Regions from separate parts of the Mus musculus genome. Here region 1 is linked to region 2. Evidence: chromatin loops called from intact Hi-C (ENCODE). Cell type or tissue: heart. All regions are shown on one strand. Links, peaks and the distances in the headings refer to the core of each region. The heading gives the core; the rest is flanking DNA.

Evidence for each region. Hi-C counts contacts between places; a loop is a spot of excess contacts. Peaks named below come from ENCODE experiments on the same cell type or tissue, not always from the same donor. Only the 100,000 strongest peaks of a DNase experiment are listed, where the experiment ranks them.
Region 1: it touches region 2 in a loop (2.4-fold over the local background); 2 of 42 quality-filtered maps call a loop at or near these places.

What each region holds. Positions count from the first base shown.
Region 1 is chr5:73,913,862-73,930,126 of GRCm38, reverse strand. 1700019F05Rik (RIKEN cDNA 1700019F05 gene) reads right to left here. Exons shown (of 2, transcript NR_166206.1): 2 at 9,710-10,148. Among named protein-coding and RNA genes, the nearest start is that of 1700019F05Rik, 9.1 kb to the right of the region's middle. In heart, for the core only: no CTCF peak of the experiment used is centred there; a DNase peak (open chromatin) is centred at 9,996.
Region 2 is chr5:73,856,779-73,873,043 of GRCm38, reverse strand. No RefSeq gene overlaps it. Among named protein-coding and RNA genes, the nearest start is that of 1700019F05Rik, 48 kb to the left of the region's middle. In heart, for the core only: a CTCF peak has its summit at 8,484 (motif pointing left); no DNase peak of the experiment used is centred there.

The DNA of each region.
Region 1 (16,265 bases), core at 8,906-11,405, 55 kb before region 2:
CTGCAACGTTGATGTTGTAACAGGCTGAGACCTACCCTTCCAGAATACGTGGCTGACTCTTAGTCCGTCAGAAATGTGACATCGCTTCATTACCTAGGAGCCTAAGGGAGGTCATTGTAACCCAGAGCCCACATTCTTTCAGTGAAGATCTATATCAGCACCGTACTCAGAGAGCCACCCTGATCTCCTCGAAGCCAACTGGCTCTCAACACCAGAATCCCCCACTGTCCCTTCACTCTGGCTACTGGAAGACGTCATCACCATAGCACTTTTAACAACATGTTTGTCCTCTTGCTGTTCTGGAATTCAGATGGCCCAAATCCAGATGTTTATGGGCCTGCATTCTTCCTGTGGCTCCTGGGGAGACTCTGTTACCTTGCCATTGTCAGATTCTAGAAGCAGTAGGCATTCCTTGGCTGTGGTCTCTTCTCCACACCATTCCAGCCGTTCCCTTTTGTTACTACACACACCTCACACCATGCTTCGCTCTAATAGAGACTTAGTGACTGCGATGGGTTTGACTGCGTTACCCAGGCCAATCTCCCCATCTAGGGCCTTTTATAGAATCCTATCTGCCAGGGACCTTTTGTCACATTCACAGATGCGAGGAATTAGCACATGCATCTTTGGTGTTGGCTATGGGGATATTATTCTCTCTACCTCACTATAAAGCAACCCGGCTCCCCCAAGCCTGCCAGACAGCAGGGTGATGCCTGGGTGGTTGCTCTGAACTTCACATACCATTCCATTAGGTTGTTCATATGAAAATATCCCCTCCCTCGTTCCATTAAGTTATTCATATGAACATATGAAAATGACAGGGCTGTGCATTGATCACAGTTTTTAAAATGTGCATGTGTTTGCCTGTGTGCATGTAAGTGCATCACAGGTATGCACTGTCTGAGGAGGCCAGGAAGGGTATTGGATGCCCTGGAACTGGAGTTATCGATTGCTGTGAACAATCATCTGTTTTGATGCGCCTTCCGTTATGTCTCCCGAGTCTCCAAACACGCCATTGGGCCTAGTCATTAGTAGTGTAAATATTTTATGAGTGCAGACACTGAGGCGGAAATGATCATACACTCAACTCAGGATTACACATGAGGAAAATGGGCTGGGGGAGCGGAGGCTAGACGTGAAGCCAAACGCTAACAGCTGGTTTTAGAATACTACTGTCACTAGCAAGGTCGGTTATTAAGCCCATTACCAAAGCATTTCAGAGTAGCAGAGACCAGGCTGCTCGGCTATGGGGCAAATGTGGAACTTGGAATTCGTCCAAAGGCTCTGCGCCTAGGAAGAGTGGCTCGTGGGTCTGCTGCATCAGCAACTCCAGAGTTTGTCAGGACTTCAGAATCTACACAAGACACACCAAATCCCACCTGCATTTTCACAAGATCTCCAGGTGAATTTTGTGCTCAGAAAACACACTTCGGAACAGTTACAACCTCAGTTATGGGTCCAAAGCTGTGCTTGCTTAGGGGCTTCTGTTTTAAGGGTCTCTTCTTGGGTTTTAGTAGACGTTGAAACTGAACAGGGAACAAGGAACCCTCAGTGGTGCTGCCTAGATATGCTTGCCAAATGTATCTACATCACCACCCCCATTTCCAGAGATCATGATTTAGTACCTCTGGGTTGGATGGAGCCGCGACTCCATATTTCCAAATGGATCTCTTGCTCCTCCCTCTTCCCTGCCCCTTGCTGGTTGTCCTCTAACGAAGTTTGGGGAATTACATCCAAAATAACCTTCTATGGCTGTAGTCGGGGAATTTAAAAAATAAGCTTCAGAAGATAAGAAGAGATGCCTAACACAGACATTATGAAGAAGAATGTGACATTAGACGTGTAGATCTTTCCTTCTTTTGAATTCTGTCGAATGTTGTATTTATATTGGCCCCATTTGAAGTCAATTGGGTGGCCATCTTTGAGGTCAACTGTCTTCAAACACTCTTGGTCCCCCATGGAAAGAAACAGTATTTTTCTGATCAAGAGGATTTTTTAATTTCTCAGCCTTGAAAACTGTATCTAATGTCTTTCTGTTCAACTTGAACGCTGAACTTCAGGCCGGGCTGTTTAGGAGAAAAGGTAATTTCACTTCAAAGCAATCAAATTTGAGTTGTAGCCTTGTTAGATTAATCCACAGGTAAGGGCGTTTGGCAAAAAATTTATCAACTATGAATTTTTCCCAAGCTATTTTACAGATCTGATCTAAGCTTAAGTGCAGCACAGCATCAATATCCAACCCACGGTGAAGGAGAAGCCGCAGCTCCTTCCTGGTGGGTGACGTGTTAACCTTTTCAGATCCCACAGGATCTGCCCCTGAAGGCCAGTGAAGTCCTGCGGGGGAAGCTGCTTCGTTTCCTGAGTTTGGAGGAGGGAGCTGGGCTGTGATTACGGCCTTTCTTCCTTTCTGTATCTGTGAATAGACAAAATGACTGTTCTTTAGTGGCATTCTATGTGGCGCTCCGGAGAGAGCACTGGAGGGGAAATAGCACAGGGACGTTTGGCATTCTGTCTCCAGGATGATGCTACTCCAGGAACAAGCTTTTGGAAGAAGACACAGCACCAGGAGAGATACAGGGTCATGACATGTCCCATTACTGGAAGATCACCCTTCAAGCAACAATGTTTCTTTCTTTTTTTAAAAAAAGCATACCTAATGAAAATCTTTCTAAAACTTTATTACATGGTTACCAAGCTTTTTTAAAAAAAACTTTTAAATTTTCAAATAATATTTTGATTTTTAAATTCTCTCTCTCTCTCTCTCTCTCTCTCTCTCTCTCTCTCGTGTGTGTGTGTGTGTGTGTGTGTGTGTGTGTTAAGGCACATGTGTGCCACTATGAATGTGTGGACAACCTGCAGGCATCAGTCCTCTCGTTCGGTCCATTATGTGGTTCTGGGGACCCAGCTCAGGTCATCAGGCTTGCTTGATGTCCACCGAGCCAGCTTTCCGGTCCTCACGTGTTTACACTAGAGAATGTGGGCCACAGTGTACTGTTACGGTGGGGAGAGCTGACACCAGCCAACTGACGTAACCCATTTTACAACTGTGGGATGTGGGAGATCTACCATTTGGGGTCGAACCAGAGCTGAAATAGACACTTCTTATATTCCATCATGGCTTTTTAATCTTATTTTCTCATCCAATATGATTTCTAAGTAAAGTATGAATAAGGAACGGCCTCGTTCTTCCTTGGAGGCAAATCGATTTTGTAGGTCAGCAAGAGGACTCAAGGGCTGCCTTCTATGCAAACTTATATCTGCTTTCCTGAATGTTGCTTCCAGAAAAGCCTAGATTTTACCTGAATGGACACACAACATCTTCCCCATCTCTGCTTCAGACAATGTTGGTGGCCATTCTGGAGACACCACTGCTCAGGTTTTCCCCTTCTAACAAACAAGAGGCCCCAGGTCATAGGTGACTTATGGAGGTGGCTTTGTCATCAGAGGAGGACTCCCACTCAGCAGCACTAATAAGTCCTTTTAGTTCATTCTTTGCAGAAGCATATTTAGCATTTTTCTGTCCATTTCAAGTGGATAAAATTATTTCCCCAGTTCACTGGCCCTCAAGAGTGGTTTCAAGGGTGGCTTAGGGTCAGATGTTGTAATGACTGTTAGGTTGTTCATATCAGACAGCAGACTGTGAGAAAAATCAAAACTGCAAGACATGATATTTTCTACTTATGGATACCTGGATTCTATTTGAGAGATAACTTTAGATGCCTAAATAATGTGATGTTAAAGTCACTTTCAAGACTTCATGACTCACTACTGGTCCAATGCTATTAGTTTCTTTTTATAATGGAGCTTCTATTTATTCTTTGAAAATTTCATATACATATACAATGTATTTTGATTGTATTCACTCTTCCTTCACATTTCCTTCAGGATTTTCCATGTCATCTCCTTCCACCTCCCCCCCCCCACAGTTCCTCCCGTTTACTTTCCCTCCCCCAACCCTCTCTCCCTTTCTCTTTAAAGAAGGGGACGGTCCCATGGCTATCAACCAGCCTTGGATTATCAAGTTGCAGTAGGACTTGGTGCATCTTCTCCCACTGAGCCTAGAGAAGGCAGTCCAGTTAGGGGAAAGGAATCCGAAGGCAGGCAAAGGAGTCAGAGACAGCCTAAGCTCCTGTTTTAGGAGTCCCGTGTGAAGGTCAAGCTACACTTCTATTGCATATATGCAGGGGGCAGTCAAATGTTCTTTGGCTGGTGGTTCAGTCTCTGTGAGCCCCTATGGGTCCAGGTTACTAGTTACATTTATTGTTTTCTTTTGTCTTGTTGTTTGTTTTGTTTTTAAGATTTATTTATTTTGTGTATATGACTGCTTTATCTGCATAGACACCTGCATGCCAGAGAGGGCATCAGATCCCAGTATAGATGTTGTGAGCCACCATGTGAAAACTGGGAACTGATGTTAGGACTTCTGGAAGAGCAGACAGTGCTCTTACCACTGAGCCATCTCCCTAGCCATACTAGCTATATTCTTAAAGTGACTCTCCCTCCCCTATCAGCTATCAGGTGCTAGTAGCTTCTCAGCGAGGGGTGGGGCCTTAGGAACACCTTCCCCCACTGGGATTTTTAACTGGCTTGATCCTATGCAAGTCTTCAACCATCACGGCTATGTGTTCGCACGTGAGCAGCCATGTCATGCTAAGAGGACAGCATTTCACCGCACCCCTCCCATCTTCTGACTCTTACGTTCTTTATCATCTTTGGAGACGTTCTCTGAGCCGTGCGGGGAAAGATAGATGTCCCACCTATGGCTGAGCAGTCTGCCAGCACTTGTTCCCAGCCCTTTGAGCAAGAGTGCGTCTCTGCACCAGCATGGTTCAGAGAGAAGCTTCTCTTTCAAGCTTGGGCCTATGACTTGCATCTAAGGGTATAAACATAAATATTTAGAGGCCATTTTAACAACATGGATGTTCAGAAAAGCAAAAATCAATAGGTTCTTTCCTAGGGGTCAAGACATCCCCAGCCTTGGCTTTTGACCATGTTAACACTATCAGGCACGAAATCACCCCTTGAAACAGGCTTCAAACCAATCAAGACAGCAGCTGGCCAACAATTCTGGAACTATTAGACCAATGGGCATCTTGCCCAGCAGGTGAAGACAATACGCTACTACTACAATGTCTCTAATTAAAAATGTCTTCCTTTTTCCTTCAGGAACCTCCATGGTACCTTTTGGCCCCATGAAAGCCAGGCAGAAAGCAGGTCAGTTTGAGACTGACTTCTCTGTGTTCTCTAAGTCCAGTGTGCAGTGTACTCTGCAATAGGGACCTTGCCATCTAGTTATAGTGAACAACCAAGTGCAGTGACATTAGCCTGCATTGTTTTGGGTGCCTGTGGGAACTCTGTAGCCAATGTCTTGTCAGTGCTCTTCTAGTTTTGATCTCATTGTGGCTCCAAACATAGTCTAGAAAAGGCAAAAAAAAAAAAAAAAAAAAAAAAAAGAGCAAAAGTTCATTACCATTGCTCATTTGGTCACTTACTTAGAATTTATTTATGTACTCTATTTTTTTTTGTGAGGCACTAAATTAAAATGCACAATTGTATAAAATGATACAGGTGTGGCACTCAATATATTTACTAGCACACCTGCACAAACACGCATGCACGAATATGTATGCATACACACACGGGGAGAAAGTTGTGTCATTACCATCTGCTTTAATATATAAACATCTACAGTGTCTCAGAGAATTCCCTCGTGTCCTGTCCTGTCCATACCCAGCCCCTGGCTGAATTAACCACTGTTCGGATGTTTATCTCATTAGCTTTGTCTCCTCACAAACTTCCTTTTAACAGAAGAGCACAACATTTTTCTTTTGCTGTCTGCCTTCTTTTGCTCCAACATGACTTTAATATTCATTCATCTTGATACTTATAGGCATAGTCTTTTCTTGTTCATATCAATCCATCATAAGGAGATATCAGTTCTTCATCCTACAGTTGATAGGCATATGGTTGGTTTTAGTACCCAGTTACAAGTACTACGAAAGCACTGGCTTATGCCTTAGAGTCACTGTAAGTACTTACCTTGTTTTAGACTGCACTCAGGAGTACAGGTGTACATTTCTCTCTTGAATGGTTATTGACAGATAGCATTTTACTGTGATGTCTAGACCCGCAGCAACAATGAAGAAGAGCTGTTCAAGTCCCTGTCAGTTGCTTCATGTCCTTTTCAGAGTTTGGTGTCCCCGTCTTCTTTAGTTTATCCCTTTTGTTGAGAATATTGTTCTAACCTATGATTTTCATTTGTATCACCCTGGGAAGTAGGGATATTAGCCAATGTTTTATATGAAACATCATAGAAAAGTTCCATACATTTTATGTGATGTGCACTTTTGGCCTTTCAAGTTTGGGCTTGGCTGTCTATTTCTTTGAGGGTTGTAAAGCAAGAAAGATGAACATAAAGGTTCTATGGAATTAAAACTGGTCTTTCACCTAGAGGCATTACAGAGGCCTTCCCATAACCAAAGCCACACCGTGATATATTTAAGCAATTTTCTTTCTTCTTTAAGCCTGCAAATAATACTATATTCTTTACATATTCTTTTATGTTCTGTCTTGTATTATGTATTATAGTTTCCCTTATTTTGTGACTTCTGTTTATCATGATAATAAAGAATGAAAGATCTTAATTTTCTTAAGTCCCAATTTATGAAAAAATTTTACAATGTTGTAGTTTGTGGCTTTGTAATATATTGCTGAGGAAACTATTTGCCTACCCACAGGCCAAGAAGATACTCCCATAAGGTTTATTTATTTGGGATCAATTTTAGGGTGCAGTTCTGGGTCCTGCCTCTCCTCTTGGGGTGTCTGGCACAGGGTCAGTTTGGAAAGGGCAGGGTGAAGTCTGGAATGGGCGGGGTCTGCAGTCCATCTCTTCCTTCTGGGGCGTCAGGTATCAATGCATGCTGGGCAGGAATGCTTTCTTCCTCTCAGGTTCAGATACCATTGCATAATGGGCTGAAAGGATGAAGCAAAGGATGGGCAGGATCTGCGTCCCACTGGGAGCAAGTACCTGGGATGGAGGGGAGAGAAAAGGCCTTCTCTGAGAATCTCAGTGTTAGGGCTCTTTTAGGAGAGGGCCTTCTCTGAAAATCTTTAATGAAGCTGCTCTCTGAGATAATCTTACCTGGTTCATATTTCTTTATTGGGGGTGGGTTTGAACACATACGCTTTATTCAGGGTGAATCGAGGGCTGTATAGTTTTGGGAAAGGGCATGAGACCAGGAAGGGAAAAGGTCACTGGCTGAGGCATAAGGTAATTGGGATGCCTCATTTGCATGGGAAGAATTGAGGTGCTGTGCTACTTGACTGACTAACTGACCACCTGGTTGGGGGTCTCCAGGTTACAGGCTCCGAGGCAGGCATGGAAACAGAAAGGGAGCTAGTTCTACTCCTTCAGGTCTCAAGTTTTGAGATTTCCAGGGTTTGAGCATGCTCTACCTTGCCATGTTTCCATGCCATTTCCTTGTGTGGCACAGTCTATGTGTCCTACATCAGGGCCTGCTAATGCTGGGTCAGCCCACTACTGCTTAGCTATTCCAACCACCGGCCCCTCTATGTAATCTATGTATGTAATAGAAAGTTGATCATTTTACTTTTTTATATCTATCTGGAATACATCCTCAATGAACTTTAGAGTGCTATGAAATAACATGGAAATGCAATTGCTACCACACTATTTATAGAAGAGTTTGTCCTTTCTCCCTAGAATGCTGTCTTAGTCATAAATCAAGTCACTGAGTATATTCCTCAACACAGAAACTTCACTGACAGTATATGCCAATGACTGTGGCATTGGGTTGAACATCAAGGATCCCTGGCTTCCAAAGCAGGCCCTAGCAGGCAAGAGCTAGGAGGTGAAGGGGAAAGGTACCAGAGATCTATTGATCTGTTTGCCATGTGTGTCCTGACCTGTGAAGCTTGTATGTGACCTGTATTCTTCCTTTAGTCAGTTTGATCAAATCTACTCTTGCCTGTCAAATTATAGTCAATACTCAGATTCTGGGAAATTGATGAGAAAGGCATGGTGGGAAGAAAGGGAAGGTTAGATGAGGAGATGACAGAAACAGAAAGACTGTAAAGCTCTGAGGGGCTAGACTGATAGTCTCACAGAGGACCCGGTTCAGTCCCCCTGCACCCACTAGGATGCTCACAGCTGCTTTAGTTCAGGGTGCCTGTCTCCTCTTCTGGCTTCTGTGGGACCAGAAGCACCTATGGTACTCAGACTTGGATGGCTTCCTACAGCTCTCTTCCTTGCTTGAGTGTCTCTGTCCCTGGTCATTTTTGCTTGCTTGCAGTCAATATATCTTTCTCAATAGTTTGCTAGGAAAAGAACCCTGGTGTATTAGGAAGAAGAATCGTTTGCTGTAAAGAGACACATTTTGGTGTCTAGTTATAAACTTCAGCAAGGTTGACTAGCAAAATCCAGTATTCTTTTAAAAAACTGTTTCTTTTTAGTTATGAGAATGTGTCTGGATGTGGGTATCTGCATGTAAGTGCAGGGACCAAATGGAAACCAGAAAAGTCTGTTGGATCTTCTAGAGATGGAGTGGTGGACAATTGTGAGCCAACTGAAGTGGGAGCTAGCAACTGAACTTTGAACCTTCGCAGGAGCAGCAAGTACGTTAACTGATGAGCCATTTATTAAGGCCCCAGAGTTCTTGTGCCAACCATTCCTGGTACCATAGTAAAGTGAGACATGAAACTCTAGCTGGCACTCTGTAAACCAGCTTTATAGCTACCCCTAACTCATCTCTTGTTATCATGATGGAATAAAAGCTATCTCAGCACTGTCTGAGCATTATGGGTTATACTTTGTTAAGACGTTTACAAGACCTTTGTAGCAGGTTCTTTCAAAATACTTTTACATTGGAAGACATCTGTATCTTCAGAAGGTTTTTGTGTGTGTGTGTGTGTGTGTGTGTGAGATTTGTGATAGAGAACATAAATAGATGTGAATCTATTACATGGAAACATAAATGCAACATAAGAAATGAAGTGGTGTATTAGACTTGCTAGGCAGTCATAATGAAATACCACACATTGTCTGGTTCATACAACAACAATGTGACTCCCTGTAGTTTTGAATGCAGGGAGATATAAACCAAGATGCTTACTTTCATACTACTCTTTTCCATGATTAGCCTCTGCATAGTCCTAACTCCTCCTGTTCTTTTTCTCCTCCTCCACCTCCTCCCTCTTTTCCTTCTCTTCCTCCTCCTCTTCTTGCCCTGCCCCCATATAAGGACTGAGCCCATGGCCTTGTTCTTCATAAGCAAGCATTCTACTACTGTGCTAAATCCTCATCTCCTTTTCCTTTCCATGAAGACATGGGTTATATTGAATAACATATTTACACTAGCATATTTTTTTCCTGAATTACCTCTTGAAAGCCATATTTCCAAATAAGGCCACATTATGGTATATTGAGGGTTTAGGACTTCAAGATAGAAATGTAAAGAAGACACAACCCGTCTGTCATAAGTGTTGAAATCTGTCCTATCAAGGCATCAAGATGTCTAAACCTTCCATTATTTAGGTGAGTTACAGCAAAGAAGACTTCCTGGATACTAGAGGGACTTGTCCAAGGTCAGCACCTTGCCTGAGCAAGCATTATGAAACATCCCCAGCACTCACAGAAAGCATTTGGGAGTCTGCTATTAGCCTGTAGAATGGACAGAGGCACAGCATAAACCAAGATCATTGTTTTAATCTAGAAACCATTAGATAAGCGGTGTAAATAAATATTCCAGGCAGCGTAGGGCCTTTGGCCTAGTGTTAGTGCAATGGTCACTGTTGATACTTGAGAGGAATATCTCTGGAGAGTGGCCTAGCAGAGTAGAATTAGCATTTCCCGTGAAGAAGGGTCCATGGATTCCAGGGACTTTGCCAGAGTCCAGCTGGATCCCCGACGGGGTCACGGGAGGTCCCTTTCTAGTTCTATCTGCTTCACAGCCCAAGTCAACCTTTGCTTTGCCAATATCTGTTCCAAATGTATGAATGATGACAGGAAACAGTTGGATACAAAGCAGCTAAGGAGTGACCTCTGTTGTCCCAGAAGGTCTCCGAAGACAGACTGTGCTTTCCCAGGCTCAACGTTCTTCACATGCCATGCCAGCTGCCAAGATGGTGCACTGTGGAGTGGGTTATGAAGAACAAGGTTATAGTAATAAACAGAGGTGATTGTGGGACAGAGAGCTCAAGTAAGAGTTAGGGGGGTCAACATATTTATTCCTTTATTTTCTTAGCACTTACTGTAAGGCCAGCTATTATTAATGGATTTAGGGGCTACCATCTTTTCTAAAATACACAAAACCTTCAGTCTCCATGGAAACGTCACTCTATTTGCTAGAGACAGACAACAAATAAAGTCCCGGAGAGGGCGGTAACTTATGATAGACAGTCGTATCAATGATGAAGAAAAATGGAGCAGAGAAAGAAGACGGATCCCAGGAGGTGGATAACTTGATGGTTGTATAGGATGGCGTGGGGACACGTCACTGAGAAAGTCACTGTACTAACATCTTGAAATGAGGAAGAGAGCTACAGAGAAGTTGGGGGAGAGATTTTTAGGGACTGGTATACTTGGTGCAAGTGTCTTGAGGCACAGGTAGGAGAGAGAGGGAGCTAGTAGGGCTGAGGCAGAGAGGGCAGTGAGCAGCAACAGAAGGAGGAGGGGAAGACGGGCAGGGAAGGGCAGGGCAGGATTTGCAGACTGTTGAGAGGAGAGTTTGAGTGAACTGCACAGCTGTTGAAGGTCCTAGCTGAAGAGATCATGAGCCATGAACTTTGAAAACGGCTGGAAGCCCACGGATCGAAGCTTCGGCAGGTCCTGTGTTTGGTGAGGGCCTATTTGCATCATCCTCCCATGGTGGGAAGACAGAAGGTGGTGCCCTTGGGATTCTCTGGTAATGACACTGTTCCATTCCTGAGGACTCTGCCTTCACGTTCTCACCATCTCCTAAGGGTGTCATTTCTAATGTCATGCGGGCTCAGGTCTCAGCATGCGGGCTTTTGGGAGAGAGAGGCATTCAGACCACTGACTTAGAATTTGTAGTTATTCAGATTTGAAGATTTGGTGGGCAGTCTCTTAGAAAATGAATAAGATGAGGTTGTCATTTCAAGAGAAACAGCAGATAGCACTTGCCAAATAATAAAATTTGAGTTTTCAAGTGAAAATTAGAATTTCTAAAACGTTACACTTAATTTGTGCTTGACAGCTCTTTAATAATGGAAGACATTTTAATGCTTTCCTACTGCTATGTGTGTATATTCACATAATTTATTAATATATATGTCTGGCATCTAAAAAACCATTGCACAGATCATTATACTAAGTAGCTATATTATATTTCCACAGGCCTGTCTTATATTGTATACTCAAATACTTTTTTGAAACAACCACATAGGTTTTTATAGTAATTATATCATCTTATATTCCCACAAGCATATTTTATAGTATATATTCATGTACTTCTCTCTATATAAATACATATTTAATGAAATACTATTACATTTAAGAAGGTCTACACAACTCAGTGCATCAATATTTTCCAAATCATCATGCCATTAAAAAGTCATACATACAAAATGATCTGCAACACAGCAACTCAATACACAATGAAGTGAGGGAGATAAACACACCAGTATCAAGAAGGATATTAATTTCATCTCAGATTCAAACTGTAACTTGAACAAACTACCACTTGTCAAGTTCTGATGTGGTATCAGACACATCTACAAAGATCTGAAGACTATTGGGCTGTTCTTCCATTTTCTAACTATGTACTTATCGGAGGGTGGGTTTCATTTATATTCTTAAGCTAAAACAACATAATGCAGCACTTTGAATGCAGGAGATGGAAATGGGAATCCAGCTGTCTTTTATTAAGTGTGACACAAAACAGATGTTCAATAACGTCAAGTAATGGCACTTTTCTCACTAATTTGTTTCAGAAAATATGGTTATTTCTTTAAAGGCCCCTATTATAGTATAATTGAAATACAATAAGCCACATGCTTAAGGTGTACAGTTTGATAAATTTTGACATGGGAATGCATCTGTGAAAGCTTGACTTTAGTGAAGTTCATGAATATGGCCACACTCCCTTCCTTCTACATTTCTATCCTCTCTCCTCTTCCCGCTCCGACTTTTAGGTGTCATGTTCAGATGTAGAATGTCCTCTCAGGCTCAAGGGTTTGCACACTCAGTCCCTAGCTTATTGTGCTATTTGGAGAGGCAGTGAAACCTTTAGGAAGTGGACCACAGGTAGAGGAAGAGAGCCATGAGCAGGGTAGGCATTGGGGATCTAAGACAACCTGCTCTCTTCTTCCTGGTTGACCATGTTCTCTGGGACTAAGCCTGCCTCTTGCCTTCCCCATGTGATGGGCTGTGTTCCTCTGAAGCCTGAGCCAAAGCAAACATCTTCGTCTCTAAGTTACTTCTGACAGATGTCACACGTGGAGGATAGGTATACTACATAATCAGCAGCCTCCCGGTCACTCCATTTCAGTTTGCATTTCCAGAATTTTTATAAATATGTGATCATACACTATGTGTACTTGCTCAGTTTCTTTTTCATAACATAATTATTTTGAGATTCATCCATTCTTTTCCATGTACACAAAGTCTATTTTTATTGCTGAATATTCTACTGTATGGACATAGTTAAATTCTTCAGTCACAGGATAGTAGATGTTTGGACAATTTACATGAAAATCTAATGATTTGCTACTTGTTTTCAGTTTGTTCACTTAGTCTTTGTTTCCTGTGTGTGTGTGTGTGTATATATATATAATTTATTTTTTATTATTTATATGAGTACACTGTCTTCAGACACACACCAGAAGAGGGCATCAGATCCCATTACAGATGTTTGTGAGCCACCATGTGGTTGTTGGGAATTGAACTCAGGACCTCTGGAAGAACAGTCATTGCTCTTAACTGCTGAGCCATCTCTCCAGCCCTGTTTCCTGTTTTCTTATCCACCCCAGAGTAAGATTTATGATCCCATTTTAAAAAAATCTCATTTACATGTTTTTAATTACAATGTAAAAATATTTATTTTGATGTATGTATGCGTGCCATGTGTGTATGCAGGGGTCCTCAAAGGCCAGAAGAAGGCATCAGACATGGGGCTGGAGCTATGCGTGCTTGTGAACTGCCTCACATGAGTGCTGGGAACTGACTCAGGTCCTCTGGAAGACAAATAAGTGCTCTTAATCACTGAGCCATATCTTCATCCTCCTAATCAGAATTTGTGTCTATGTTAATTCAGGAGTTGTTCTAAGCTTTGATCCTTGTCTTAACATTCTACTAATCTTCAGCTTTCTCCCATTCCTTCCTAGCTAATGTACTGTCCCATGCGATTTGACTCTACAATTTATATTAATTGTTTAATATATTGACCATGATTTTATTTTAAATTTTAATTATTTTCTTAAATTTAATGACATATAATGAGGAAAAGAAATCTTATATCAGTCAGTGGCCTGCACCAGTACAATGTATTTGTTGCAACTCGTGAAACAGTCTAACATCCACAGTTTTCTTTAGACTGTCCACCCTTTGTTGTAAGTCCATGTGTCTTGACAAATATCTGGTGAATCATATGAGAATGTAATACAATTGTATCGTGGATGTATAAATCTGTCTTCAGCTCATCCTTCCTTCCCTCTAAGTCCCTGGCAATCACAGATCTTTTCATTGCTTCCATGGATTTTCCCCCCAGAATATTATGATATTCATATATGATGTAACCTTTTGTGATGAGCTTCATTTATTTAGAAATAAGTATATGGCTTTGTCCTTTAATAGCCTGATAACTCATATATTTTATCAATGAAAAATATTCCATAGTGTGGATTATAGTCTGTTTAACAACACAGCTATTGAAAAACCTGGTTTCTTTCTAAATTTTTATGGTTCTAAGTGAGCTGCTACAAAACTTCATGTGATCCTCAATAGTTTAAGAGTGTAATGAGTTGTTGTAGTCAAAATATATTACAATTCCCAGGCTAGGGGTAGTCCTTGTAATGAAAGGAACAAAGAAATTTCTCTTTGTTCCACTTCCTTAGTCAGGTTTCACTGATCAGTGAATATATTGATTAAATAAATGTTAGTTGAATTCTTCTTCTATGTCATATGCTATTCTGGGCCCAGGGGATACTGTTATAATAGATAAATAGAGAGTGGCATTTTTGGGAAAAGAACTGAAGTGAAATTACCCTTCACAAATGAAGAGGTCTTACTAAGGTGGAGGCCATAATCAGGACTTGAGGTAAGAAGGTATTTAGGAGGGATAGAACACCACATATCAGGACAGCATGACAAGGAGTTGGAGGGAAAGAGAGTCTTGCCTTTGAAACCTGTGTAGGAGCTTCACTAAGAAAGTGTTTAGAGGAAATGAGTATGAAAGATAGGCTCTGTCACAGATATACCTGTGCAGTAATGACACATACGTTGTAGGAATAAACAACCACTTTCTTAAAAATTGGATTTAAGGGCCACTTCATGTGATGGGACCCATGCTTTACACTAGATAGATTACCCGAGACTAGATAGATTGCAGGCACAGAACCCTGTGCTAAAGAATCTGCTAAAGTATCATAGCAACAGTGTGACTTCTAATGACATAATGTTAAATCTATAGATCAGTACACCACTCAACTCTCATCGGAGAGGCTTCTTCTTGCAGGAAATAGTACTGAACACCGAGGCTCACAACTGGTCAATGTGCAGAGACTCAGAGACTTTGGAGTACTCAGTACCAAATGGTATGTGTTTATTATATCCCTCCCCTCAAGACCCAGGCAACTATGTGGAAGAAGAGATGGAAAGATTCTAAGAGCCAGAGGTGGAAAGTGACTCCAAGAAAACAGCTTCTTCCAGATACGACAGGACTGATACACATATGAAGTCACAGAGACAGTGGCAGTACACACAGGGACTACACAGTTCAAGCCTCACAGGGCTTCAGCACTGAGAAGAGGAAGTAGACACAGGGTCCTATCTCTAACCGAGAAGCTGTTTGCAGTCGATGCCCACTGGCAAAAGGAAAATCAAATTTCTCCAACAGAATAACACCAGGTATATCAGCCACACTCCAGAGCAGGCTCCAGGCCCATCCATGCTTTTTGGTTTTGTATGTTTGTTTGTTCTAATGCACTTTTGTTTTGATATTTCATTTATCTTTCTCATTTTTGTTAGTTTATTTGTTTTGACTTTTGTTTCATATTTTTATTTGAGAGGGAGAACATGAAGTTGGGTGGGTGGGGAGGTAAGAAAGGTCTGAGGGAGTTGGGGGAAATAGGACCAAAATACAGTGTATGTAAAATATTTAAGTAAAGTTTTTTATATAAAAAACAAAAAAAAAATAAAAGAAAATAAATTCACCTAGAAAGATGGCTGAGACAAACAGACACACAGACACACACACACACACACACACACACACACACACACACACACACACACACAGAGAGAGAGAGAGAGAGAGAGAGAGAGAGAGAGAGAGAGAGAGAGAGAGAGCCTGAGAGGAGCTCCATGGCAGCACTGTGGGGACAAGGTTCCAGAAGAAACCCCAGAGCAAAGGCGATATCTGACTTTCAGAAGTTTTCAGGGACTGGTGGGAAGTTTTATATTATGTGACTTAATCCAACATAGCTTACAAGCCAAGGAGCAAGGTATTGAGTTGAGCCATATGTTTCTCTCACAGTTTGAGGGGGGAGAGCTGGAAGGTCAGATCACATGGTGGCTTCTTAACTCTGCTGGAGAGAGGGAAAGGGAAGAAGAGGGGGCGGGGCATGTGGGGGAGGGGAGCCGATGATGATGATGATGATGATGGGCTTGTGGCTTGAGTTCTCCAAATTGTCAGATCTTGTCTTTTAGAGCGATCAGCATCTTAAACTGACAAATACAATGGGAAACTCAGAAATGGCCTGTGTCTTGAAGGAACTAATACTGAATGAAGAACAATGTTAATTTTTAAAAAGTTATTAAAAATACTAAATTGTCAATTGATCAAGAGAGACACATATGGTTCAAGAAAATGTTTAGTGGAGATGGTGTGGGCAGTGAATAGTCACACTGAATGTTGAGTAATGGTGACGTGTTAACAGGTGTTTGCCACTCCGTTTGACTAGCCCATTATTCTCCCACATAGAAATTCTGATGAATGTCTTTTCTGTTAGGTTATAGCTCCATATAACAGACACAAAGTTAACAATATATGAAATGCATAGATGTCACA
Region 2 (16,265 bases), core at 7,307-9,806:
TTTGGGCAGCAATTTTGCTCTTTCTCTCTGAAGAGTGAAATACATGACACAACCATCTGTGAGAAAAAGAGCTGTCTTTGTAAATTCATAGCCAAAGATGCTGTGGATTACAATCCGGTGTCGAGTTCTAAGAAGGAGTTGGAGTCTGGTTCCAGCAGAGAGGCAGGAGAAGCCAGAATGCATCTTCAGACCAAGTATGGGCCAGTGCCCAACGCAGCACCATGAGTGCCAGAGGGAAGGTTTCATGTCTCCTTAGGCTTCCAGGATGTCATGACTAATGGGTTGCCAAGGAAAGAAATGCTCTCTAGAATAAGAAGAGGTGCTGTCATCTGTGATCTAGAGAAATATATTCATGCTATGGTTTTCTTGACACGTCCCACATGTTTTTTGGACATGTTAAACATAGGGAGAAAGGAAAGACATCTAACTATTAATGAGGTGGGCAACCCAAGGCATTTAACTTGAACAGAGAGGTAGAAAGCAAGTAGACAATGGACAGATCATGTGGAAAATGAGAACTCTGACTCAATCAGCAGTGTCCAGCCATGGGGATCCAGTTCATCATCTATAATGGCCATCTTAGGAAGCCAGTCAGTTATGCCAGACTTGTAGGAAGCAGGATGCCACTTCTAACAGCAATCCAGGAAGCTAAACTAGTTCACCCAATGAGAACAGTCTTAACTGGCTTAGACTTGATGAGTAAGGGACACCTTCCATAATGCTGTTGCTTCCAACTTAGGGCAACCAGAGAAAGCCCAAGGTACATACCAACCAATTACAAGAAGGGGTGCTCGACTTAGCTGCTCACCTACAGCTTGGTTTGGACCAATGCACTCAGGCAGGACACACCTGAAGCCTCCTGCCTTCTGCTATGGGGCTTTTCTCCACATCTGCCTGCCTCTGCTGAAAACCAGCAATAGTGGCAACTTCCCCATTGTGGCAACCTTAGAATCTGTTGATTTTCATTTGACAGGTCTTCATTTTCGTGTGTATATGGTAAGTAATGTAATGTAACCTTGAACTCCAAGCTACTAAAACACGGTAGGATACACGTGGAAAGGGGTGTGTGTGTGTGTGTGTATGTGTGTGTGTGTGTGTGTGTGTGTGTGTGTGTGTTTGTATATGTGAGATATTCCTACCTTGCTTGCCTGTGCACTGAGGTTTTTTTTTTTTTAAACCTGGAAGGATTCTATTCTCTTCTTCCCTCTCTATAATAATCCCTTCCAGGTTCCTGCTTCTGAAGAGTCTTCCCTGCCTCACAGATGCAAAATCCCAGGGAATCCCATCATTGTTCCTGTTGGGATGCCCATAGCAGCAATATCCATAGGAAATAAAAGAGCATTTTTTTTTTGAGCAATGTCAATATTCCTTGCATATGCCATCTCACCAAGTCTTCCCTCTGCTTTGAGGTAGGACTTCCTCTGTCTGTGGCACAGATGGTGAAAACAAGAGATTTGTGCAGATAGAGTTCAAGATGTGTCTTTCCTTCCTGGTTAGGTGTTTGAGCCCCACGGATATATTGTTTTTTATACCTTTTAGTTTTTGTGCAGAGCAGTTGCTGGATTAATAGAAGAGAGTTCATAAAGGCTTGGTGAGTGAATAACTAGCAATTGGGTTTCCATGAGGTAGGAAAACTGAATTCATTTATAAGCTTATCCTGGCCTAGGGACTAATTCTACAGTGTAGACCAGATGCCTCTTATAGATATTAGGGTTAGAAGGCAAACATTTTCTCCCACCCAAAGTCAATTTCTCTGGACAGGAAATCAATCACCATAGAGCCCCAGGTGGAAGTTTTGGCTGTTTATAGCGCTGGCTGCGTAGGTCTGAGGTTTTGATGCAGATGAGTCATGTAGAAAGATTTATCGGTCAGCAGCCATGGTCTCCTGCCTCAAGAGAGAAGCATGTCCGGGGGTAATCTACAACTCATGCCTAAGTAACGGGAGAAGAAAACATTTGGTAAGTGGTGTGTATGATGGAGGTGCCATCTCATTCAGCTTAGGGGAGTTCTACATCTATGGTGCTTTGGGCTTACTCAATTATTTTAAACACTTTTTTTTTAAATGGACAGTTGTCATAGCAACATCAAGAGCAAATATTTTGAAGGGGGAAAAAAATCTTTCCCCTTTGCTCATCATCTGCCCATGCTTTTTCATCCATCCATAAACATCTTATATACAACCATAGCGAAGCATTTACCTTGTAGTGTGTCTTTCCATGCCACCTCGGAAGCATTTTTTTTTTTAATGTAAAAGCTTTCTATTTAAAATGCTCAAAATGCCCACACAACATTCTACGCCATGTGAACCAATTCCCCCATGATTGTGCAGTCATTGCGTTCTTGTGTTTTTATTGTATTTAGGTCACATTGCAGAAAGCCACTTCTCCCATATGGAGAATCTGGATTATTCTGGTCACTTCCTCAGAGACAGTCACAGGTGTGGAATCCAGCATTTATCTGTAGTGCCCGCTACATTAGTGGCAGACTGCCTGGCAGAAGCTTACTTGCTATTTCTTAGAGTCAGATGGGGGCCTAGGGGAGCTCACCTTCTTACAGAGCCTGTACCAACTGCTAGTAGGGTGGGGGACTAGAGAGTTCATGATGCAGTCAGGACCTTCTTGAGCAGAATGGAAAGGCGTTCACTGAGGTGGCCTGACGGACTGCTCATGTGGAGAAAATGCACTGCAAGATTGCCTTGATTGGAGCTTTTTGTAACAAAATGACTTTCTCTGATTAGGGGGATTCTCACAGTGGTACCAGGGACTTCCTCTTCTCCTTTGTGAGTTCTGCATCACATACACATCTGAAGTGACTATAACGCCAGAGTCAGGCTTCTAACAGACATGTTGGAGTTTCTACTTGCAACCAAGAGCCATCTTTCAAAGGTCCTTCCCTGGGAACTTCTTAGATAATTCCTAAAACATGATAGCATTCTTAGGGAATTCCATTCACCGTCCATCTTTAAATGTGTGTGTGTGTGTGTGTGTGTGTGTGTGTGTGTGTGTGTGTGTGTGTGTGATTCTCCAGCCACATAGAACACACAGTTTTTCCTTAAAAATACTAAATAGGCTAGACCCTCAGAGTCAATGATTCATGAGCTATGCATATGCTTAAAATTAACATTTCTGCACTGTCTGCAGTGACCCCTCTGGTTGCCTCTGTTCTCTGTGTAGGTTTTCATGTAGATAAAAACAAAAACAAATGAACAAACAAAAAAACCCCAAAGACCAAAAACGAACAAATGAACAAACAAAAATTAGTTGCAATGAAAATAGGAATTTTTTGGGCACTGATATGTGATTTGAAGCTTTCAATGGACAAATACTTAATATTTTGTCTGTTAACTTAAAATTTATCCCCTCAAAAATCTTGACTGCAAGCATTGGCTGGATGATCAATCTATAATCTGCTTGCTTGATACTGTAGCTATTTCCAGGTGAGTATCAGATGTTCTATAGACATCCCTCTGTCATGATCTCCCACTTTACTCTATATGCCCAGATAGTAAATTTAGGGTCATTTTAACATGAGCATAGTTGTAGACAATGCATAAATAAGTGAGTATGATTGTGTCCCAATAAGACATCACTTGCAAAAAAGGAGGTGTGGCTAGACTTGACTCATTATTTTCTAGCCTCAATGTGGAAGACACAACCAACATGTAAGATCACAGCTCTGACATGGTAGTTCTATGGAAGCTCATGGCTAGAAAAGAAGCCAGAGATTCTATTTCTACAGACACCCAGTAAAACTTTTCAGAGTTAGTAACTGAATGAATATAACATTTGGAGCAAGAAGGTCTTTTCTCCAGAGAGATTCAGTTCACTCAGATGACTTTAGTCAGACATCTACTGAGCATCTCTGAGTGAAGTAAAGACAATGGGATGTACACACTCACGCAGCTAATGATGAGTGAGTGTGTACAGTTAGGGAAGCAGAGAGTCAGAGTCAGTATCAGCAGAATCCAAAAGGGGGCTGACACAAGAGGGCTTCATGGTCAATAGAGGCATTCTCTGGTAGGATGCAGGTGTGGTAGTCATTGCTAGCAATTCCTCTAGGTTCTGCCCAACAGCTTCTTAGCAACATCTTGCATGCAATGCCCTCCTGCTTGCCCCAGACCCACCATGCCAACCAGACAAAATGTGTGTCTAACCAATCGTCTCTTTGCTAATACATAGCCACTGCATTCTGTGTGAATGGATGCTGTTGCCTTCAGATGTTTTTTTTTTTCTTTTAATATATATAAGCTTAAAGTTATTTCCTAGTGCTCTACTGCTATTTTATGCTGTTTTATCTTATTTCTAGATCTAAAAATGTTTCACTGCTCATCCTTTCCAGACTCAGGCATGTTTTTAAAGTTCACAGTTGAACTAGTAATTAAAAGTCTATGCTCAGGTAATTTTTAATCACATGACATTCCATTCTGGGATGTAACCAACACATGGCTCATTGCCATCTTTGCTAAGGGCTGAAAAAAGTAGAGCTATAGTTTCAGCGCCATCTTGGTTAAGGGCAGTCAAGTGGACAGACCACCATCTTGCTTGGTGCTTTCAACAGGGCAATAACATGTGACCTGAGCACACCAAAAAAGCAGGTCCCTAAAGATGCTTTTCAGTAGAGATTAGATGAAAATGTTTTCTCTCCTGTCTTTGTAAATTGTTAAAATATTCTATATTTTCATTCCTTGAAAACTGGTTTATTTTAATATTATTTTAGAGGTTTACAACATTAAAAAGTTCAAAGATCACTACCTTAAAGATATGTTTAGTCTTGTTTTTGCTAATATTATCAAGTTATAATATAGCCTTATATTTGTATAAGCTATAGATTTTTATAATGATGTACCATATAAAATTCAAAGGCTTCCCATCTCTTAATGAACTATGCTTATAGATTTAAACCTTTTGCTTTGACACTAAAAGAGCTTCAATTCAGAATCATGGGATATAAAAAAACTTGGGTGATAACAGAAAAATGATTTAACATCCAAAATGCTACAGATTTCTTCTCCTCCTTCTACTGCTGTTATATTAGGACTTTGAAAGTTCAGAATTCTAATCGATCCATACTTATCTCCTTGTACTAAGGTCAAATCTAAGTGGATCAAGGAACTTCACATAAAACCAGAGACACTGAAACTTATAGAGGAGAAAGTGGGGAAAAGCCTTGAAGATATGGGCACAGGGGAAAAATTCCTGAACAGAACAGCAATGGCTTGTGCTGTAAGATCGAGAATTGACAAATGGGACCTAATGAAACTCCAAAGTTTCTGCAAGGCAAAAGACACCGTCAATAAGACAAAAAGACCACCAACAGATTGGGAAAGGATCTTTACCTATCCTAAATCAGATAGGGGACTAATATCCAACATATATAAAGAACTCAAGAAGGTGGACTTCAGAAAATCAAATAACCCCATTAAAAAATGGGGCTCAGAACTGAACAAAGAATTCTCACCTGAGGAATACCGAATGGCAGAGAAGCACTTGAAAAAATGTTCAACATCCTTAATCATCAGGGAAATGCAAATCAAAACAACCCTGAGATTCCACCTCACACCAGTCAGAATGGCTAAGATCAAAAATTCAGGTGACAGCAGATGCTGGCGTGGATGTGGAGAAAGAGGAACACTCCTCCATTGTTGGTGGGAATGCAGGCTTGTACAACCACTCTGGAAATCAGTCTGGCGGTTCCTCAGAAAACTGGACATAGTACTACCGGAGGATCCAGCAATACCTCTCCTGGGCATATATCCAGAAGATGCCCCAACAGGTAAGAAGGACACATGCTCCACTATGTTCATAGCAGCCTTATTTATAATAGCCAGAAGCTGGAAAGAACCTAGATGCCCCTCAACAGAGGAATGGATACAGAAAATGTGGTACATCTACACAATGGAGTACTACTCAGCTATTAAAAAGAATGAATTTATGAAATTCCTAGCCAAATGGATGGACCTGGAGGGCATCATCCTGAGTGAGGTAACACATTCACAAAGAAACTCACACAATATGTATTCACTGATAAGTGGATATTAGCCCCAAACCTAGGATACCCAAGATATAAGATATAATTTGCTAAACACATGAAACTCAAGAAGAATGAAGACTGAAGTGTGGACACTATGCCCCTCCTTAGATTTGGGAACAAAACACCCATGGAAGGAGTTACAGAGACAAAGTTTGGAGCTGAGATGAAAGGATGGACCATGTAGAGACTGCCATATCCAGGGATCCACCCCATAATCAGCATCCAAACGCTGACACCATTGCATACACTAGCAAGATTTTATTGAAAGGACCCAGATGTAGCTGTCTCTTGTGAGACTATGCCGGGGCCTAGCAAACACAGAAGTGGATGCTCACAGTCAGCTAATGGATGGATCATAGGGCTCCCAATGGAGGAGCTAGAGAAAGTAGCCAAGGAGCTAAAGGGATCTGCAACCCTATAGGTGGAACAACATTATGAACTAACCAGTACCCCGGAGCTCTTGACTCTAGCTGCATATATATCAAAAGATGGCCTAGTCGGCCATCACTGGGAAGAGAGGCCCATTGGACTTGCAAACTTTATATGCCCCAGTACAGGGGAACACCAGGGCCAAAAAGGGGGAGTGGGTGGGCAGGGGAGTGGGGGTGGGTGGATATGGGGGACTTTTGGTATAGCATTGGAAATGTAAATGAGTTAAATACCTAATAAAAAATGGAAAAAAAAATAAAAAAAAAAGAAAGTTCAGAATTCTAACATTAGTCAATGGAGTTCTGATAAATTATTAACCTAACTCTGATAAAAAAAATTCCACTATATGATCTACTTTTATAATCACAAGTTCAAGATTTTAAGTTTCCTTTGGTTGTCTTCTAAATATAGGCATACAAATGTCTCATGCCTAATCTATACCGTCAACTATCATAGCCACAAACTCAAGAGTTTAAAATAGACTTAGAGATATTTCCCATTATGCCAAATGTATATACATTCAGTTTTCTAGATAGAGGGGAAAGCCCCTCATTTTCCTTCTGCTCCCCCAAAGGTTTTTGTCTTCCCTTAGCTCATCTTAAAGAATGTCCATGCTGCTAACAAATTTATTTCCTTTGTAAACTTAAAAAGATTCTTATAAGCTCCAGGAAACCCAGTGGGATCTTCCTCTTCCTGGGTCAATGAACTCCATCTGGAGAAGTACCACTGTCAATCACTATCCTAAGTTCCCCCTGTTGCCTACTCCAGAGGGTGGGACTCCTTCCCCATTCTCTGGTTTTTGGACTCCCCTCCCTAAGCACCAAGACCATGAACCTAAAGGTTTCAAATGTACACCCAAGAAAAAGGTCCCCCTCGCCAACCTAGTTAACTTTATTTTCTGCCTCTAATATGTATTGTGTTTTTGCATCCTGAGGCGTTTACTCAAAATCTGTATCCAGGACCCCTCCAGAGAAACAACCCACAGATGTCCTGCTCTACCCTCAGTGAAACTTCTACTGCACTTTCCTAGGCACAAATGGTCCCACAGACCCCGGACAGCAATGAAAGAAACAGCTCTCCGAGGGCTTGACCAACATCCTCATCCCAATTTTCTTAGCTTGCCAGAAGAATTATCACCCCGAAGTCAGCAGGAAGTAGTTTAAAGAACTCGACGACCTCTCTCCCGGCCCACCATCACTCCTGTTTTAATTAAAACAAAAATGGAGGGAAGTTGGTTTTCTCTAGACTCTGCCCAACAGCTACCTAGCAACAAATTGCATAGCCACCTGGCAGGTGCGAGCCAACCTGGTGAGTATAAAAAGGACTTCTCTGCTTCTCTGTCTCTGTCTCTCCTCCTTCCCCCTTTTCTCTCCATTCCCCTCCCTCTTCCTCCCCCATGTGCCAGCCAGCCTCTTCCTCTCTTCTTCTTTCTCTTTTCTCTTTCTGTTCTTCTCCGCCCCCCACCCTGCCTTGCCTCTACCCCTTTCCAGGTCCCCGCTCTGCTCCCCGACTCCTTTCCCCAAATAAACGTCTTTTTATATTAGGCCTGCCATCTGGCTGAGATGATTCCTCAGGGGGGAATGCCCCAGCACGGACCCACCACATTCTACCGTCACCGTTTCATAAAACACATCGGTCATGACAGGAGCAGTGTGAAACCCAGCCCAACTTTGTCCCCTCTAGCGGCCTAAGGTGTCTTTTTCTGACATTTCTACTCAGAGAAACCAGGATTCTTGATTTACACAGCAAAAAGGCATTCCAGGATACATCTCTATGAGACAATCGGAGTTTATTAATACAAAAGAAGCAGAGAGAGAGAGAGAGAGAGAGAGAGAGAGAGAGAGAGAGAGAGAGAGAGAGAGACTGACTAGGAATTAGACTCACAAGGCAGACAGGAAGGGACCTTGGCTAGGTACTAAAGATGGTGAACTTCCAAGATGGCTCCTTCCTTACCTTCCTGGCCTCTGCTAAAAGCCAGCCAGCTTAAAACTAAGGCTTGCAGACTGCTGTCTCTCAGCAGCGCCCTCTGCTGATGGACTGGCTCAACAAATCCAAGGTCTGATGAGGACAAGTTACATACACAACTGTCTGGACTAACCAATCCTCCTAGCTCTTTTTCAAACCAACGAACCCTAAGTTAAGGAAGACTTCCCGAGTCCTCCCTCTGTTTTGCAGAAGGTCGTGTGTCCTCTGCTCCGCACCCCCTCCCCTCCCGTGGGCCTACTGCAACCCATGTTTCCTCATCCCCAGTAAACGCCTTTCTTCAGCTGCTAATTCTGCCTGTTCCTGTTTTCTGTGTTTGAGATTTCTCCACTGCTACCTGTCACTCTTGAGATTTCGCCTTCCTTATTTAACTGGCAGAGAAAATGAACCTCATCAAGACCCCAGAAGTGTAGTTCATATCCTAAAGTGGCTTTGATTTTCTCGGTAGAAAGGGGCATTTAAGTGTTTTAAGTGTGTGCGTGTGCGCATGCTTTTGAAATTACATTGTCTGAACGATATAAAAATTCAGTAAAAGTGTTTTCTGTATTTTTTTTTCCTTAGCTAAGGAACTTTCCTTTAGTAAATGGACTCCTAAATGTCTTCTGTGGGGCACTGTACAGGATTATAGGCTAAGATTAAAGCATAGGTCAAAAGGCCAAAAGAATCCTTTTTAGAAAGAAATCAAGCTGTGTGTGTTGACTATAAATAGGGTTTGCAGTGTTGTCTGCTGAATCTTGACTCCTACCCAGCAGGTGTGAAGAGTTCTCTCTCTTCCTATGTCCTGTGATTGCACCAACTCTCTGTCCTACTTCAGTCTGACCCTCAAACTGTCAGTTAAACGTTCAGTTTGGCCTGGCAGCCAAGGATGTAGGGACCAGAGTGAAAGACGGAGAGAGAAGCCATCTTTAGAAGCACCAATCACTTGTTTAGCTGTGAGCACCTGCATTCAATAGTGGTAGCTCCAAACCCTCTCACAAAGGGGGCTTTCCTGCTGCTAATCGAGTGGCGAAGGCTGGTTTTGGAATTTTGAGCAGTCTTATTTCTTCTCAAGCCTCTTTGATGGAGTCCTATGTTCTAAGCGACCTTTTTACAACGCATCAAAGTTCATCTGCTACCACTTTGATCTTTTTCTCTAAAACAAGCTTCTGTTATTGTAAGTTTTATTTTGCCTTGTCTATGCCTTCTTCATAAAATTTCCTTTAAGATATAAAGCGCCCATTAAATGCTGTGCAGTTCCCACCTGCCTTCACCATGGGAGGGGTGTTTAGTAGAAGCCTTAGTTGAAGGTCACTGCACTGTGAGAGAAATAGATTATGGATTCACAGTTGGCTTGGCTTTCTTTCTGTATAGGTGGCAGAAATAAATGTGTGGCTGTGGGTATAAGGAAAATGGTATGTGCCACCTATATACATGCACAAAGCGATGTGCCACCCACACATATGCAGAATGATGTTTCTTCCACCATTAGAGTCAGAGAAGTAGATAAAACAAAAGTGCCCATGGTTGACGTCATCAGAATCCTAAAGCGAGATCCAGAAGGGGGCAGGTGAGTGGGGTGTGTGTTGAAAGATGTCTTGTAGAAATGACTGAAAAGAGGGAAAATTTGATAAATGATCCACAGTCTAAAGATGCAAGGGACTAGGTAAAACTCAGACCAGGGCATGGAGGCTCAAACTTGTGAAAATTAGAGACAAAGCAAAAACACTTGGAAGTAGTGAGAACAGCAGAGCCTCCACCAAAGCGGACAACAAATTCGGAAAGTGGATGCCTGTCAGGAAGCTGTGAAGTCAAAGCCTTCCAGACTGCCAGAGGGAAGAACCAGCCCAGACTCCTGCCCTTAGCAACAGGACTCTTCAGGAGTAAGGACGAAAATCAAGACACTCTGAGACGAAGACAACTAAGATGAGTTGCCGTTAGATGTTGACCTGCCCTATAGGAAGGGCGAACTAAAGTCCTCTAACCCCACATAAGACAGTAAACGGAAGAACCTCGTGGAATTCTGATGTCGTTAACCACGGGCACTTTTGTTTTATCTACTTCTCTGACTCTATTGGTGGAAGAAACATCACTCTGCATATGTGTGGGTGGCACATCGCTTTGCGCATGTATATAGGCCTTTGGACATGTATATAGGCCGTGTCTCTTCTAGCATTTGCCCAAAAGTTCTGGCTCACAGTTCCTAAAACCCTTGCAATTTCCTAAGCTGATTTAGAATAATGTTATTATCTTTGGCTAAAATATTTAGCCTTTCTTGTCTTTGCTTCCTGGCATGGTTGATGAGAAATAATTACCACTGTTGCTCAGAGGTGACTCCTTGCCAGCATATCTGAGCTGTGTTTACCTGGCTGGGCTTTTGGAAATGGGATCCGGTTATTAGTGGAATACTCCATGAGATCATGGACCTGGGACTTTTAGACTCTTTCCCAAGCACATCAACAATGAGAACGATGCCTACATCACCAAGACTCCATAAAGCCTCAAGAGGATGGTCTCAGAGCATCCATTTGGTGAGCAAGGATACATCCGTGTACTGAGAAGATGCAGCACCCTGGAGAGATGCAGTACACATGTCTACTCACCCCAGATGGGGAACGCACAATAAACCACAGCACGGATACCACCAAAGTCCAACTTAGTGAACCAATGTGTTTTATTGGAGTTACTCACAGGAGCATGATATATGAAATGTCTCTTTTGCTTGAGTTTCTAAAATATATTTGATGGTAGAAACAAAAATTATAACATGTGGGTATGAATATGTGTAGAAGAAATGTTAGGGTAGCTACATATTATAAATGGAAGAATAAAATAGACATAAAGAGAATCAAGTTTCTGTCCTTTATTCAAATCGATAAAGCAATAGCACCAGTAGGTTACTGTGGTGGTTTGAATATGCTTGGCCCACAGGAAGTGGCACTATTAGGAGGTGTGGCGTTACTGGAGGAGGTTTAGCCTTGTTAGAGGAAGTGTATCACTGTGGGGGTAGGCTTTGAGGTCCTATGCTCAAGCTCCTTCCAGTGTGGAAGAAAGCTTCCTCCTGGCTGCCTGCAGAAGCCAGTCTCCTGCTGCTGCTTTTGGATCAAGATATAGAACTCTTGGTTCCTCTAGCACCATGTCTGCTGGCACACTTCCATGCTTGCTGCCATAATGAAAATGGACAGAACCTCTGAAACTGTAAGCCAGCCCCAATTAAGTGTTTTCCTTCATAAGAGTTGCCTTGTTAATGATCTTTCTTCACAGCAATAAAATCCTAAGACAGTTAAGACATGCACATATATAAAATGATATCTAGAAATAACCATTATAAAAAGCTCTATTAAGTTACAACTCAAAATACTTCATATAAACCAAACTGAATTGAAAGAAAATGTACTAGGTCACAAAATGACATATTGATACAATGGCAAACTTGCATCAATTATAAATGTTCCTGTTAAAAGAGATATAAGCAGAGACTGAAGATATAACTCACTTAATTGTTGTGAAATTATCTAGAGCTCACTTTAAATGTAATGATACAGTTCAGAGGGAAGCAGAGGATGGAGAAAGTTCATAGACTTTAATCAGAGGAAAGCACAAGTAGACAGGTTAGTATGTCACAAAGTAAGTGTAAGAGAAAGGACAAGGAATACAGTATAAAGATGAAAGGGACTAGCCCCCAGAGCAGATGACCAAAATGTAATTCAAGAAAGCTATACAATTTGTGAAGCAAAAAAACCTCAGATGAAATAGGAAATAGACAAATCCTTTATTATACTTGGTAACTTCAACATCCTCTCAAAATAATGTATTTAATAGTTAGACTAAAAATCACTATGGGTATAGAATAACCCAATGGTAACATCAATCAACAAGATAAAATATTCCACCTATCAATAGCAGAAAGCCACACCTGACCTGGGACATGAAATAAACCTGGAACATTTTAAAGAGAACTGAAAAAAAGAACATATTGAATATGTCGTTTTGAGCACAGGAGACTCAAATAAAAGTCAACAACAGAAATATAACAGGCCTGTCTCAAAATACGTGGGAATGGTATACTTCTAAATTATTTACAGGTCAAAGAGAAATTCTGAAGAGAAACAAAACATGTTGAGCTGAACGGAAAATAAATTATCCCTACATTTGTATGGATGGCATCATGTGGCAGTCCTAAGTAGAAATTTGCTTACAGTAAAAATGAGCGGTAGAAAAGGAGAAAAGTCCTGAAGAAGTAATACAGCTCTCACCTTAGAAAATCAGAGTTCAGTAAACTCAAGGCAAATAGAAAGATGTAGTAGAAATAAGAGCCCAAGGCAATAAAAATGAAGATAGGCAATGCAATGCATAAAGCCAGTCAGAGGAAGTTCTGGATCGTGTTTGAAAAAGATCAGTCAAATCAAGAACCCTCAGCAAGAATGACAAACAGACAAAGAGAAACAAAACGTCAGGAATGAGATAGAGCATGCCACTCTAGACGCCACGCATGTCACAAAGACAATAAAGGAACACTCCATATATAAATTTGATGTTTATTGATTGTGGAGAGCCGTGCTGCGAGCAATCGCCATTATAAGATGGCGCTGGCCTCCGCTGTGCCTAACTAGTAAACAAGCCTTGTACGCAGGTGCGAGAGTGAACTCACTCCTAGTCACTCCCATTCTCGGGGTGTAATAGTGGGGTGATGGGCGAGCAACGAATCAGGAGCTGTCACGCCATATCAGGTGCTGAAACGTCACGCTGCGGGCTATAAAAGCGGCGCCATTTTCCCAGTTCGGGGTCTTCCTGAGAAGTAAGCAATAAAGCTTTTGCCACGGAAGATTCCGGTTTGTTGTGTCTTTCTTGCCGGTCGAGTGGGACGCAATAATTGATAACACATTTGACATTCCATGGACAGAGGCTAATATATTTAGATAAAATGAACCAGTTCTTAAGAAACAAACAAACAAAACGATCTCCACAAACTACCACAGTTCCACAACAAACAGGTAACTTGAGCAGCCTCCTCACTTGTGCCCATGAGAGCAAAGTCAACTCTACTGTGCTGCACAGGTGAGGTGCAGGGACCTCACCTGGTGATGGGTGGGGCCAGCTCTCCTGCTCTCATGCCTTCAGGGCCAGCTGTCCCACTGTTAGTCTTCTGTCTAAACTCCACCCCACAGTTACCTGGCAACAGCCAAGTATGCTCCTCCCCACAGTTACTTGCCAACAGACAGGTAGGCCTGACCCACTATAAAAGTGGCTGCTTGCCCCCTCCTCCCTCTCTTATTCTCTTGCTTTCTTGCTCCTCTCTTGCTCTTTTGGGTTCTTCCCTTTTCCTTCCCTTCCCGATTCCCTTCCTCTTCTCCACCTGTTCACGGCTGGCCTCTATTTCTCTATTTCTCTATTTCTCTGTTCTCTCTCTATGCCTTTCTCTGCCTCTACTACCCTCTTCACTGCCCTCCCCATGCCTTGAATAAACTCTATTCTATACTATACCATAACTGGTCCCTCAGGGGGAAGGGATGCCTTGCCCTTGACATGGACCCCCTGAGACATCCCCTTCCCCCATACTTCACCATACCCCCAGAGAACATATCTCCTTTCTCTTTATCTTTTTATGAACACATCACTCACAATGCCCAGGTGAGGGACGGGGCCAGCTCTGCATGTCAGACATCAACATGGCCCCAGCAGACAGCTCAGACCAAGGATGTCTGCCTGGCCTTTGGTGGTAACAGACTCCCCTCTGCTGCAGGGCCATGGACCCAGACATGGCCCTTGGCAGCAGCACAGGCTAGGACTTCCTTGTGGCCTTAGATGGCTACTCATATCAGGCTGCTCCTCACTACCCTTGAATCACCAGTTCTGCCTCTCTTCATTGTGTGTGCATCCTTCAGCCTCTCTTTCTCTTCCATCTCTCCACCACTTACTTTTTCATCTTAGTGGCACCCAGGGCCTGTGGGGATCTGGGGTTATTTCAGAAGTACTATTTCCTGCCTGTGCTATGTGGCACCGGGCTGGGGGTCATGCCAGGCTTGTTCTGCCTGCTGCCCAGGCAGCATGGCACCAGGTGGGGGTGATCTCAGGCTTGTTCTACCCACCTGGGCCACATGGTGCCTGGCCTAGATTGTTTCAGGTAGACCACAGCAATTCTTTCTTTATTATTATTAGATATTTTCTTCATTTACATTTCAAATATTATCCCCTTTCCTAGTTTCCTCTCTGAAAATCCCCTATCCCCTCCCCCCTCCCCCTGCTCACCAACCCACCCACTCCTGCTTCCTGGCCCTGGCATTTCCCTATAATGGGGCATAGAACCTTCACAAGACCAAGGGCCTCTCCTCCCATTGATGATGGACTAGGCCATCCTCTGCTACATATGTAGCTAAAGCCATGAGTTCCACCATGTGTTTTTTTTTTTTTTTGATTGATGGTTTAGTCCCAGGGAGCTCTGGGGGTACTGGTTAGTTCATATTGCTGTTCCTCTTATGGGGTTGCAAACCCCTTTTCTCTGGCTCCTTCATTGGGGACCCTGTGCTACGTCCAATGGATGACTGTGAGCATCCACTTCTGTATTTGCCAGGCACTGTGGGAGCCTCTCAGGAGACAGCTATATTAGGCTCCTGTCAGCAAAATCTTGTTGGAATCTGCAATAATGTCTGGGTTTAGTGGTTGTTTATGGGATGGATCCCCAGGTGGGGCAGTCTCTGGATGGTCATTCCTTCAGTCTCTGCTCCAAACTTTGTCTCTGTAACTCCTTCCAGGGGTATTTTGTTCCCCCTTCTAAGAAGGATCAAAGTATCCATACTTTGGTCTTCCTTCTTCTTGAGTTTCATGTGTTTTGCAAATTGCGTCTTGGGAATTCTGAGCTTCTGGGCTAATATCCACTTATCAGTGAGTGTATATCATGTGTGTTCTTTTGTGATTGAGTTACCTCACTCAAGATGATATCCTCTAGATCCATCCATTTGCCTAAGAATTTCATGAATTCATTGTCTTTAGTAGCTGAGTAGTACTCCATTGTGCAAATGTACTACATTTTCTGTATCCATTCCTCTGTCGAGGGACATCTAGGTTCCTTCCAGCTTCTAGCTATTATAAACAAGGCTGCTATGAACATAGTGGAGCATGTGTCCTTATTACAAGTCGGAGCATCTTCTGTGTATATGCCCAGGATTGGTATTGCTGGATCTTCTGGTAGTACTATGTCCAGTTTTCTGAGGACTGCCAGACTGATTTCAAGGATGGTTGTATCAGCTTGCAATCCCACCAGCAATGGAGGAGTGTTCCTCTTTCTCCACATCCTCTCCAGCATCTGCTGTCACCTGAGTTTTTGATCTTAGTCATTCTGACTGGTGTGAGGTGAAATCTCAAGGTTGTTTTGATTTGCATTTCCCTGATGATTAAGGATGTTGAACATTTCTTTTAGGTGCTTCTTAGCCATTCCTCAGTGAGAATTCTTTGTTTAGCTCTGTGACCCATTTTTTAATAGGGTTATTTGATTTTCTGGAGTCCAACTTCTTGAGTTCTTTATATATATTGGATACTAGCCCCCTATTGGATTTAGGATTGGTAAAGATCCTTTCCCAATTTGTTAGTTGCCATTTTGTTTTATGGATCTATTCACATTCTTCTACATGATAACCACCAGTTGTGCCAGCACCATTTGTTGAAAGTGCTGTCTTTTTTTCCACTGGATGGTTTTAGCTCCCTTGTCAAAGATCAAGTGATCATAGGTGTGTGGGTTCATTTCTGGGTCTTCAATTCTATTCCATTGAGCTACCTGTCTGTCACTGTACCAGTATCATGCAGTTTTATCACAAATGCTCTGTAGTACACTTGAGATCAGGGATGGTGAT